Linked DNA regions of Mus musculus: region 2 is linked to region 1. The links are chromatin contacts, found by Hi-C or POLR2A ChIA-PET in ENCODE. All regions are on one chromosome and are shown on one strand. Each heading gives the region's core, a stretch centred on a gene start or an enhancer-like site at or near the end of the contact. The rest is flanking DNA. Distances are from core to core; before and after follow the strand shown.

What was found. A loop is a pair of places that touch in the nucleus more often than their neighbours do. ChIA-PET counts read pairs that join two places held with the same protein, here RNA polymerase II (POLR2A).
Region 2: POLR2A ChIA-PET joins it to region 1 with 20 read pairs in Patski. The contact joins the promoter of Phpt1 here to the enhancer-like site in region 1. A Hi-C loop is called at or near these places in 1 of 37 maps with a recorded cell type or tissue (left cerebral cortex). POLR2A ChIA-PET finds 5 or more read pairs at or near these places in 4 of 5 experiments (Patski and embryonic stem cell).

Annotation. Positions count from the first base shown.
Region 1 is chr2:25,531,893-25,536,528 of GRCm38, forward strand. The region is part of intron 4 of Traf2 (TNF receptor-associated factor 2); the gene reads right to left. Among named protein-coding and RNA genes, the nearest start is that of Traf2, 13 kb to the right of the region's middle. Within about 2 kb of position 2,519, at least 1 of the 3 ENCODE cell types and tissues checked has a DNase peak (open chromatin) inside an H3K27ac peak, as active enhancers do.
Region 2 is chr2:25,572,526-25,577,081 of GRCm38, forward strand. It overlaps Phpt1 (phosphohistidine phosphatase 1), which reads right to left and starts at 2,346. Exons shown (of 3, transcript NM_029293.2): 1 at 2,158-2,346; 2 at 1,663-1,787; 3 at 906-1,174. The coding sequence starts at 2,314. The coding sequence ends at 1,082. It overlaps Ajm1 (apical junction component 1), which reads right to left. Exons shown (of 1, transcript NM_001005424.2): 1 at 2,891-4,556. The coding sequence ends at 4,448.

The DNA of each region.
Region 1 (4,636 bases), core at 1,269-3,768:
TGTGCAACAACTAGTTATTAAACAAGCACAAAGAGGGGCCTCAGCCAGGCATGGTGGCGCACGCCTTTAATCCCAGCACTCAGGAGGCAGAGGCAGGCGGATTTCTGAGTTTGAGGCCAGCCTGGTCTACAAAGTGAGTTCCAGGACAGCCTGGGCTATACAAAGAAACCCTGTCTCGGAGGAAAAAAAAAAAAAAGGCCTCAAGCTATTATGCTATAACAGTTTACAGAAGGTAAGACTAATGTACAAAAACAGTTAAGTTGGGGCTGGAGAGATGGCTGAGTGGTTAGGAACACTGACTGCTTCTCCAGAGGTCCTGAGTTCAATTCCCAGCAACCACATGGTGGCTCACAACCATCTTTAATGGGATCTGATGCCCTCTTCTGGTGTGTCTGAAGACAGCTACAATGTACTCATATACATTAAATAAACAAATAGTATTTGAAAAAAATTAGTTGTTACTATAATTTAACTAAAAGGCTACTTATGACTTGGGGCTGGGGAAATGGCTCAGCTGATGAAAGTACATCCCACACAAACATTAAGACCTGAGTTTTGACCCTCAAACCTCCTATTTTAAAAAGTCACATATAGCAGTGTGCTCTTGTAATTCCAATGTTGGGTAAACAAAGGTAGGAGGACCCTCAGGTAAGATGGTCAGGAATCCTAGACTAAGTGCTGAGCTTAGGCCAATAGGAAACTATCTTAGTAAAGTGGATGGCTCCTGAGAAATGACACCCAATGTTAACCTCTGGTCTCCAAATGCACATGCACACATGCGCAGCCACATGGAGACACACACACACACACACACACACACATACACACACACACACACACACACACTATACAAAGCTGTTATACGGTAGAAGAAAGCCTAGAATGCACAAAACCCTGGAGTTAATCCTCTATACTAAAAAATAAACAAGAAAAATGACGAGGCATCTTACATTTGCTTTGAAGTAGTCCACAAAGGCCAACACGGGCTGAGAGACAGCTGACAGAAGTTCTGGAGGCACCAGGAGCCTAGCACTGACTTGGCTCTCAGTCCTCTGCTCAGAGTTTCTCTATATTTCTCATACTGGTTTTTTGAGACAGGACCTTATGCAATTCATTCTATGAAACCTGGATTCTGACAAATTTCAATAAACTGTTTCTCTCCTGGGACAGGTGAGGCTCAGTGGGTGAGTATGTGCTTTGTGTGTTCATGGCCCTGTGTTCCATGCCCTGCACTGGCTGCTTCAAATCCCAGCTAAACTCAGAACCTGAGAGTGACTTGAATATTCACTCAATACTCCAGGCTGGCAGGCCACCAAACCCCAGAGATGTTCCTGTCTCTGCTTCTCCAACTTTGAGATTACAGGCGTATGCTGCCGTACCTGACTTTTTTAGATGAGTCCTGGGGGAGACCAGGGAATGAATGCTTGTCCTCAGGTCCTGACCATAAAGGATTACAGAAGACACACTTGTAACAACACATTCAGGCAACAAAGACAAAGCTCAAACTCCCCTAGCAGACACAATCTAAATCTATCAGCATTTATTCAAGCAGAATTCAAATTTAACATTTTAAGAAAATATAGTTGTTAAAACTGAAATTTTGGGGGGTGGGGTGGATGGGTGTGGTTGAGAAAGGGTCTCACTATATAACTTTGCCTGGTCTGGAATTCACTATGTAGACTATAATGATGGGCTGGAGAGAGAGCTCAGTGGTTAGAAGCACTTGTTGCTCTTGCAGCAGACTCAGGTTCAACTCCCAGCTCCCACATGGTGGCTCACAGCCAACCTTAAGTCCAGTTCTAAGGGAGCCAGTGCCCTCTTCTAGTCCCTCTTTGGGCACCAGGTATGCAAGTGATGCACATATACATATACAGATAAAAGCCCATACACATAAAATAAATAAATGTGAAAAGCAAGTCCACGATGAGGCCATGCCGACTGGCACACCTGCCTTCCCAGTTTCAGCTGTTCCCTGGAATCTGTAGCCTGGCTGGCCTGGAACTCACTATGTGGGGACCAGGCTGGCCTGGAACTCACAGAGATCTGGCAGCCTTTGCTTTCCCTAGTGCAGTACCAGGCTTTGCCTTCAGGACAACAGACTTTAATACAGCTTTCAATTCATCTTCAGAATGAAAGACATTATCATAAAGGAAAACAGAGCCAAAGGCTAAGCAGGATTTTTTTCCCATCTTTCAAACATTTTAAATAATTCAAACCATAAAAAAAATGTTTTAGTTACAACCTTAGTTCCAGTGAAAGCTAAGAAATAAAGAGATTTGTGACAGGCAGAAGAGAGGATTATCTGTGGTGATGACTGCACAAAGAGGGTGTAATTTCTTCTCTGGCTTGTGACATTTGCCACCAGCGACAAGTTTTTATCAATAAAATCAGCTAAGGCTGAGCTGTGCCTGCCCTCCCATGTGACCAAACCCAACTCATCTCAGGGACTTTCCAGAGCTCTCAAAGGGTGCAGCCAGGGACTTTCCACTCTGCATGCCTACAAAGCCACATGGCACCAAGCCCATGGCCTGGCTGCAGTTCCTGGCCATCAGTCAGAGGCCCACACAGTCACTGACCTACAGTACCACAGGCCTGGAAGCAACAGAAATCTTGGGGGAATCTAAAGCCTACCACAGGCCTGGGAAGAATTATTCCACTTGCCCCAGGGGTCTCTCAAAACACCTTCAAGAGCAAACAGGTTCTATAGGCCACCATGCCCTACACCCACATTTTCCTGCATCCACCCAATACACCAAGCATGTCACTTCCCTAGGAGCCGTCTCTTTCACAGGCAGCACTAAGCATTTCATTTTAAGGATACAGTGTGGACTATGACTCTTGATCAGGTCCTGACACCATGCTTGAAAAAAATGAGTTTCTTGTTCACCCAAGTGAAGCCCAAACTGCTCAGCTAGAGACTGAAACCTAAAGTGTGACCAGTCAACAGGTCACGGGACATATAGCCAGACACAAGAGGCAGGCATAGGAAAGACAAGGCCTCACTAGCAGCCTGGGCCACCTCTGAACACATGGTCCTCCTGTCTCAGCCTTCTAAGAATAGGGATTATAGGTGTGCATCACCATGTCCAGCGGAATCAAAAACTTCTTTGAAGGTTGTTGACTAAAGCAACAAGAGGAATGAGAAACTTGGTAGACTGGAGGAGTGTCACTTAACCACGTGGCCTCTGTAATGCAGGTTTAACTCAAGATGCCTAAAGGTGACATACTAAAAAAAAAAAAAAAAAAAAAAAAAAAGCTCATGCTAATGTCCACACTACACTGGCCCCTTTCATAGACCACCTCTTCCTCTGGCCTTCTAGATGACTTTCTGTGACCAAAACAAATATACCCATTAGTTAAATAACTTCCAGAGTCAACACAATTCACAGCAAGAAAACTCTTGTGAGTGAGGCAGGGTAGTGCACATCTTTAATCCCAGAACTCAAGAGGCAGAGGCAAGTGGATCTCTGAATTCCAGGACAACAGGGCTATAGAAAGACTGACTCACACCGAGTGTGGTGATGCACGCCTTTAATCCCAGCACTCGGGAGGCAGAGGCAGGCGGATTTCTGAGTTCGAGGCCAGCCTGGTCTACAAAGTGAGCTCCAGGACAGCCAGAGCTATACAGAGAAACCCTGTCTCGAAAAACAAAACAAAAAACAAAAACAAAAAAAAAAAAGACTGACTCAAAAGAAATAGAAAACAAATAACAATAGAGAAATCCCTGGTGGGTATGATATACACCACAGACTCCCACTGAGCTTAAAAGCTGCAGCTTCCTGCAAACAATGAAAACTTTGCAGCCAAAGCAACACAAAGGTGTTACCAAGGCCAGCCTGGCGCTAGCTTCTTATGTAAGGCACTCCCGTCCTACTGTACCTCTGGGGAACTGGAGTAGGACGTGGAAAGAAGTGACAGGCTTATGGTACAGGCCTACCTGCACTATTTGGGTTTCAAAAAGGGTACTCTTTAAACAAAGAAAGAAACAAAATAAAACAAAAACAAAATTCGCTAGGTAGGCCCAGCTAGCCCTCAACTCAGCATTCTCTAGCCTCACCTTCCCAAGTGCTGGGGTCACAGGCATACTCAGAGAAAAAAAGGTCCTTCTTTTCCTTTCTTTTCTGTTTTTTTGAGACAGGGTTTCTCTATGAAGTGATGGCTGTCATGGAACGTTCTCTGTAGACCAGGCTAGCCTCAAATTCAGAGATCTACCTGCCTCTGCCTCCCGAGTACTGGCATTAAAGGAGTGTGCCACCATGGCCAGCTCTGAGGAGGAACTTTTTTCACATACATTAGCCAGGCCAGTTCTAGCAAAACTAGAACACGGCTTCTATGAGAAATGTTTTGTAGGGGTTGAAGAGATGACTCAAAAGCATGGGAGCTGGAGAGATGGCTCAGCGGTTAAGAGTACCATCTGCTCTTCCAGAGGGCCTGAGTTCAATTCCCAGCAACCACATGGTGGCTCACAACCATCTGTAATGGGACTGGATGCTCTCTTCTGGAGTGTCTGAAGACAGCGACAGTGTGCTTATATAAAATAAATAAATAAATCTTAAAAAAAAAAAAGAAAGAAAAAAAAGTTAGGAGCACTGACTGCTCTTCAGAGGACCCAGCTCAATTCTCGGTAGGCAGCTCA
Region 2 (4,556 bases), core at 1,096-3,595, 40 kb after region 1:
CACAAACTCATTCTCCCATGAAAAGGCCCACAGCTGAGGCAAGAGGAATGTCAGAGTTATGAAGATCTTGTCACATGGAACTAGAATCTGCCTATGACTGACTGACTGAGACCTTGGGGCTTGTCTCGCCTTAGGTCAGCCCCCTAGCCTATACAGGGTATCTCAGCTGCCCCCTAGCCTATACAGGGTATCTCAGCTGCCCCCTAGCCTATACAGGGTATCTCAGCTGCCTCCTAGCCTATACAGGGTATCTCTCTCAGTAGTGTCTGTGTGCCGTCTACAGAGCTGACGAAGGCTGGCTCAAGTCTGGTGAGGGAGGCCCCAGCCCTGGCTCTCCCTAGGACTCACTATAATGGCACAAGGTGTGTGAGACTTTTTAGAGCAGGGGTTAAGCTGGTGCCTACCCACTGTCCTGTATGGTGAAGTGGGGTTAGTGCAGAGAATTAGAGTGTAAATGGTCCTGGGACTAAGATCCATCTAAGTTAAAGTCCCAAGTGAAGGAGACACAAGCATGACTGTTCCTGCGATCACTCAGGGATATCAGGCTTGGCCTGAGAACAGATGAAAAATGTAGCCTGCCAGCTGGCGGGACAATGGCTGCCAGGACCCTTTCCTGGTGGGACTCCTGGATGAACTACAGGAAGGGGGCACTTGTGGGCACCCCAGGCCTTAGGTGGCCAGGAACTGACTTCTTGTGCAAGGCCTGTGGGGCCCCCTCCCAGATGTCCTTGGGGATAGCAGCTTCATGGAGGAACAATCAAGCCATAAATGGCTGCAATGCAGGGGCCCCCTTATCTGCACCTAGGGGGCTGAGTGTGCACCAGTAGTTCCCAGGGCCCCTGAAGCTGAGCAGGTCTGTCCGGTGCAATCCAAAGGTAAAGAAGGCAAGACACAAGTCAGGGACTAGTAGGCATATCAATGCTTTTAATTCCTATGGACCAGATTGGTCTGGCCTCTAAGGCCTGGCAGGTGCTATGCTGCCTAAGGTACAAAAGGAAAGCACAGGGCCAGCCCCTCAAAACAGAACACAGCAAGAGCAGAGACCTGACTTAGTCCGGGGGGTGGGGGGTGGGGCAGAGCTTCAGTAGCCATCGTCAGCCCAGGTGACCTCATAGTCAGGATACTTGGCTTTGATCTTCTCAGTTGAAACAGAGTGCTGGGCACGACCGTAACCCTAGAGAAAGGATGACCGCCAGTTTGCTAGTTTTTTGCTTTGGGAGCCCACCCAGAAGCCGCAGCAATAGCAGCCCTGGGGAAAGTTAGCAGATCCTACCATCCTAATCATACTGGGATCATGATGAGGACTGAAGAGCTCTTCAGGTGATGCCTGAGGGTCTAAGGTGGACTTTATGAAAAAGGATCAACATAGAACTGTGAATTTGACCCCAGTACTGGTGGCTCCAAGGGCCCCTAGAGAGTCAGGACACAGACCCATCAGGATCTGGAGCAAGTCGGGGATGTAGCCCAAGGTGTCATTTGGAAAACGTGGGGAAAGGAAAACCCATTCAGCCCTTAAGTAAGGGTTCTGTAGCTCCAACTTTCAGAGTCCCAAAGGTGGCCTGAATGGTGGTGTGAGGGGTGGGGTGGGGTGGGGTGGGGGTGGGGTCAGGCTCACAAAGGTGAGCTTTGCAGTCTGGCTGAGACCTGGGGACTGGAGCTCACCATAGAGTAGCCATACACGTGTATCTTCCTGTCCTGGCTCTGATGGGAGATGCGCCCGCCGCCTAGGCACTCACAGTCATAGCCATTCCTTTGCAGCTCGCCTGACACTTTGTCATAGATGTCCGCTGGGGTGGGGAGAGTGGCCTCAGGATATGCCCTAGCCGCCCTTGTTGGCCCCACACTGAACTCTAGGGCTGGATATGGGGTCAGAAGCTCCAGCTCTTGGTGGTCTTTTTCCCAGAGAAGATGAGCCCTTCCCCCGCTGGCAAAAAGATGAACGGGAGGAAGAAGACACTTTCGAAGTGAGAGACGGGATTAAGAAGATCCCAGTCATGGCACTCCTTTCTGCCCAAATCCCGACGTTTCTAGGTCAGCCTAGCTATGTGTTAGTACAAGTCATGATATATTAGCAGTCACTACTCCGCTACCAGCAACTGTAAGGCCCCGCCCCTAACCTTCGTCCCGCCTCCAAGGGCACAGAGGCCCCGCCCTCACCGTGGTACTCAGCCCATTTGTAGCCACGCACGATTTCCTTGCACTCCTTCGCCGGATCCCCAGAAGGCTCTGCTAAGTGGACTCGAATCAGCACATACTTGAAGACGCCATCCGAATCAATGTCTACATCAGGAATCTGACCGAGGTCCGCCGCCATGTTCCCCGAAGCGCTCGATCTCTGGGCCCCACAGCCCCTTACCAAACCCGACCCAGGCCTATGCGTAGGGAGGCGGGCCCTTTGGCAGCCACGGCCAATCCCGTGAGGGAATGCTTACCTAGCCCAGAGCCTCAGCCAGTTGTACCTCCAATCTGAGGCACGGACTGGCCAATTGCAACCCAGTTCTTTGCAGCTTTGGGATCGGGCTCATGAGTCCCAGTTAAAGGAGCCGAGGCATAGGTTAACCCGTGGTGCTGTAAATCAACCCGCTGCAGGGCAGCAAAAGGATGCAAGGACGCACTCCGGTTCCACTCCTGGGTCCTAAGGCTTCAATCCGTAAACCATAAATCCGAAGTCCTCTCTTCCCCAACACCTGTAAACCGGAGGATCTCTCTCCGGTCTCTCCAAATTCAAGTACTCCCCTGCATACTCCACTTCACACCCTCGGGCCTCCCCTTCCACAATACTCCGGTTGCGGGTTGTTAAGCTCCTACTCCCGGAAGCTTTGACGCAATGCTCCCCCCCCCCCCCCCCCCCCCGGCCACGACGACGACCACCACCACCACCACTACCGAGTTATTAGCAGCAGCTACATTCAAGTTCTATTTTACTTGGTTCGAAAGCACTTGCCCTTCTCGTCAGAGGCGTTCTTGCCAGTCTGCCGCAGGAGGGACTGTGGAGCCCCTGGGGAGGGCGGCAGGCGGCGGGGCAGCAAGTGTTGCAAGAGCGGCATCCGGGCATGTGCTAAGACAGGGGCCAAGGAGAGAGAGCTGGAGTGTCCCGGGGACATCCAGTCGAGGGTAGCTGGCGCGTGTGCACACCCTCGTGCATAGGTGTGTGTCCCAGGTTCTTGCAATTGAACTTTCAGAGCTCCTAAGGGCTTGGGGCTTCTTCTTCTCCCAAGATTCTTGGAGAATCTGGTCGCAAGCCCTCTCTGGGTCACACCCTCCACAAAGTCCTGGGCTCAGATCCAGGTACGGGGTCAGGCAAGGGGCTTAGGGAAGCCTAGACCTCTCCACAACACGTCAGGCTTTGGCTTCTCTCTCAGCTTGGAGTGCAGCCAGGGCACTTTTGCACACAGGATTGGATTCGGGGCAGGCCTCGGCACCGACTCCTTAACCGTACCCACACTTGGTGGCTCACTACTAAGCACCTTTCCTAGTCCAGTTCCTAATTAGGGACAGCCCTGTTCCTTACTCATTCCCAAGTCATTCCGTGGTAGGAGCTGCTCTCAGTAGGGTTGTCTGCTAATTCGTCAGCACACGCTTCCCACCTCTCCATCTTCTCTGGAAGGCAGATTTTTAAGGCCATCTTGTTGGGTAGGTGTTGGGAGCTCAAATCCTTACCCAGATCTTAACTCTGGTTGGGTCGCCGCCCACACTGCTTCCCCTGCTCAGGCTTCCATCTGGCAGGGTGGATTGTACCTTGGCCTTAACCTGAAAATTCCCCAGTATTCCAACTTGTCTACAAGTGCCCAGACTAAGGTGAGAGTATTGAAGGACAGGCGGCACTGGTACGTGTACAGTGCTGGCTACGCCCATTGCCTCAACCTCATAGGGGTGCACAGGGAGTAGCCCTCTGAGCCTGATACACCCCAGACAGGAGGGTTAGGGGAAGTGCTCGAAGTAAGGACATCGGGCTTTGGTTAACATGGATTTCTGGACTAGAAGGGTTGGAGAGCTATAGCAAGCACCCACAACATACACCAACTGAGTTTGTCCCCATGGGATGAGTGTAGCAGGCAGAGCCCAGAGGTCCTCAGTCCCACCCCACCTCCCAGTGGGGAGCACCGAGGGCGAGGACCGGGCCCTTGGGGAGCCCCCTCTCCTTGACTGGCTTGGGGAGAGCCCAGGATGTGGAATTTGGATGGCCCGGTTACGAACAGAGAAGAAAAGAAGCAGCTGGTTGGAAACGGGACAGGGGTGGGGGTGGGGGCTCCCAGGCAAAATTAGAGGTGTGGAGTGGGTGGAGCTCAGGGCAGAGAATTTGTATAAGACTAAAGGAGGCCCAGGGGATTTGGAAGGCGCTGAACCAACTGGTCCAGACTCTGGGGGCCTTCGTGATGGATCAGGCAGGGCCTGAGTAGAGTAGGCAGGGCTCGGGGTCGGGGCCTGGGCCTAATAGTTCCATGGTTCACATGATGTCGTCCAGCAGGTTGGCGCTGGCTACCCAATCTAGTGCACGCGGCTCCGATGCAGCCATGATCATGCACATGAAGGGGCGGCCAGTGCGCCGATCCGTG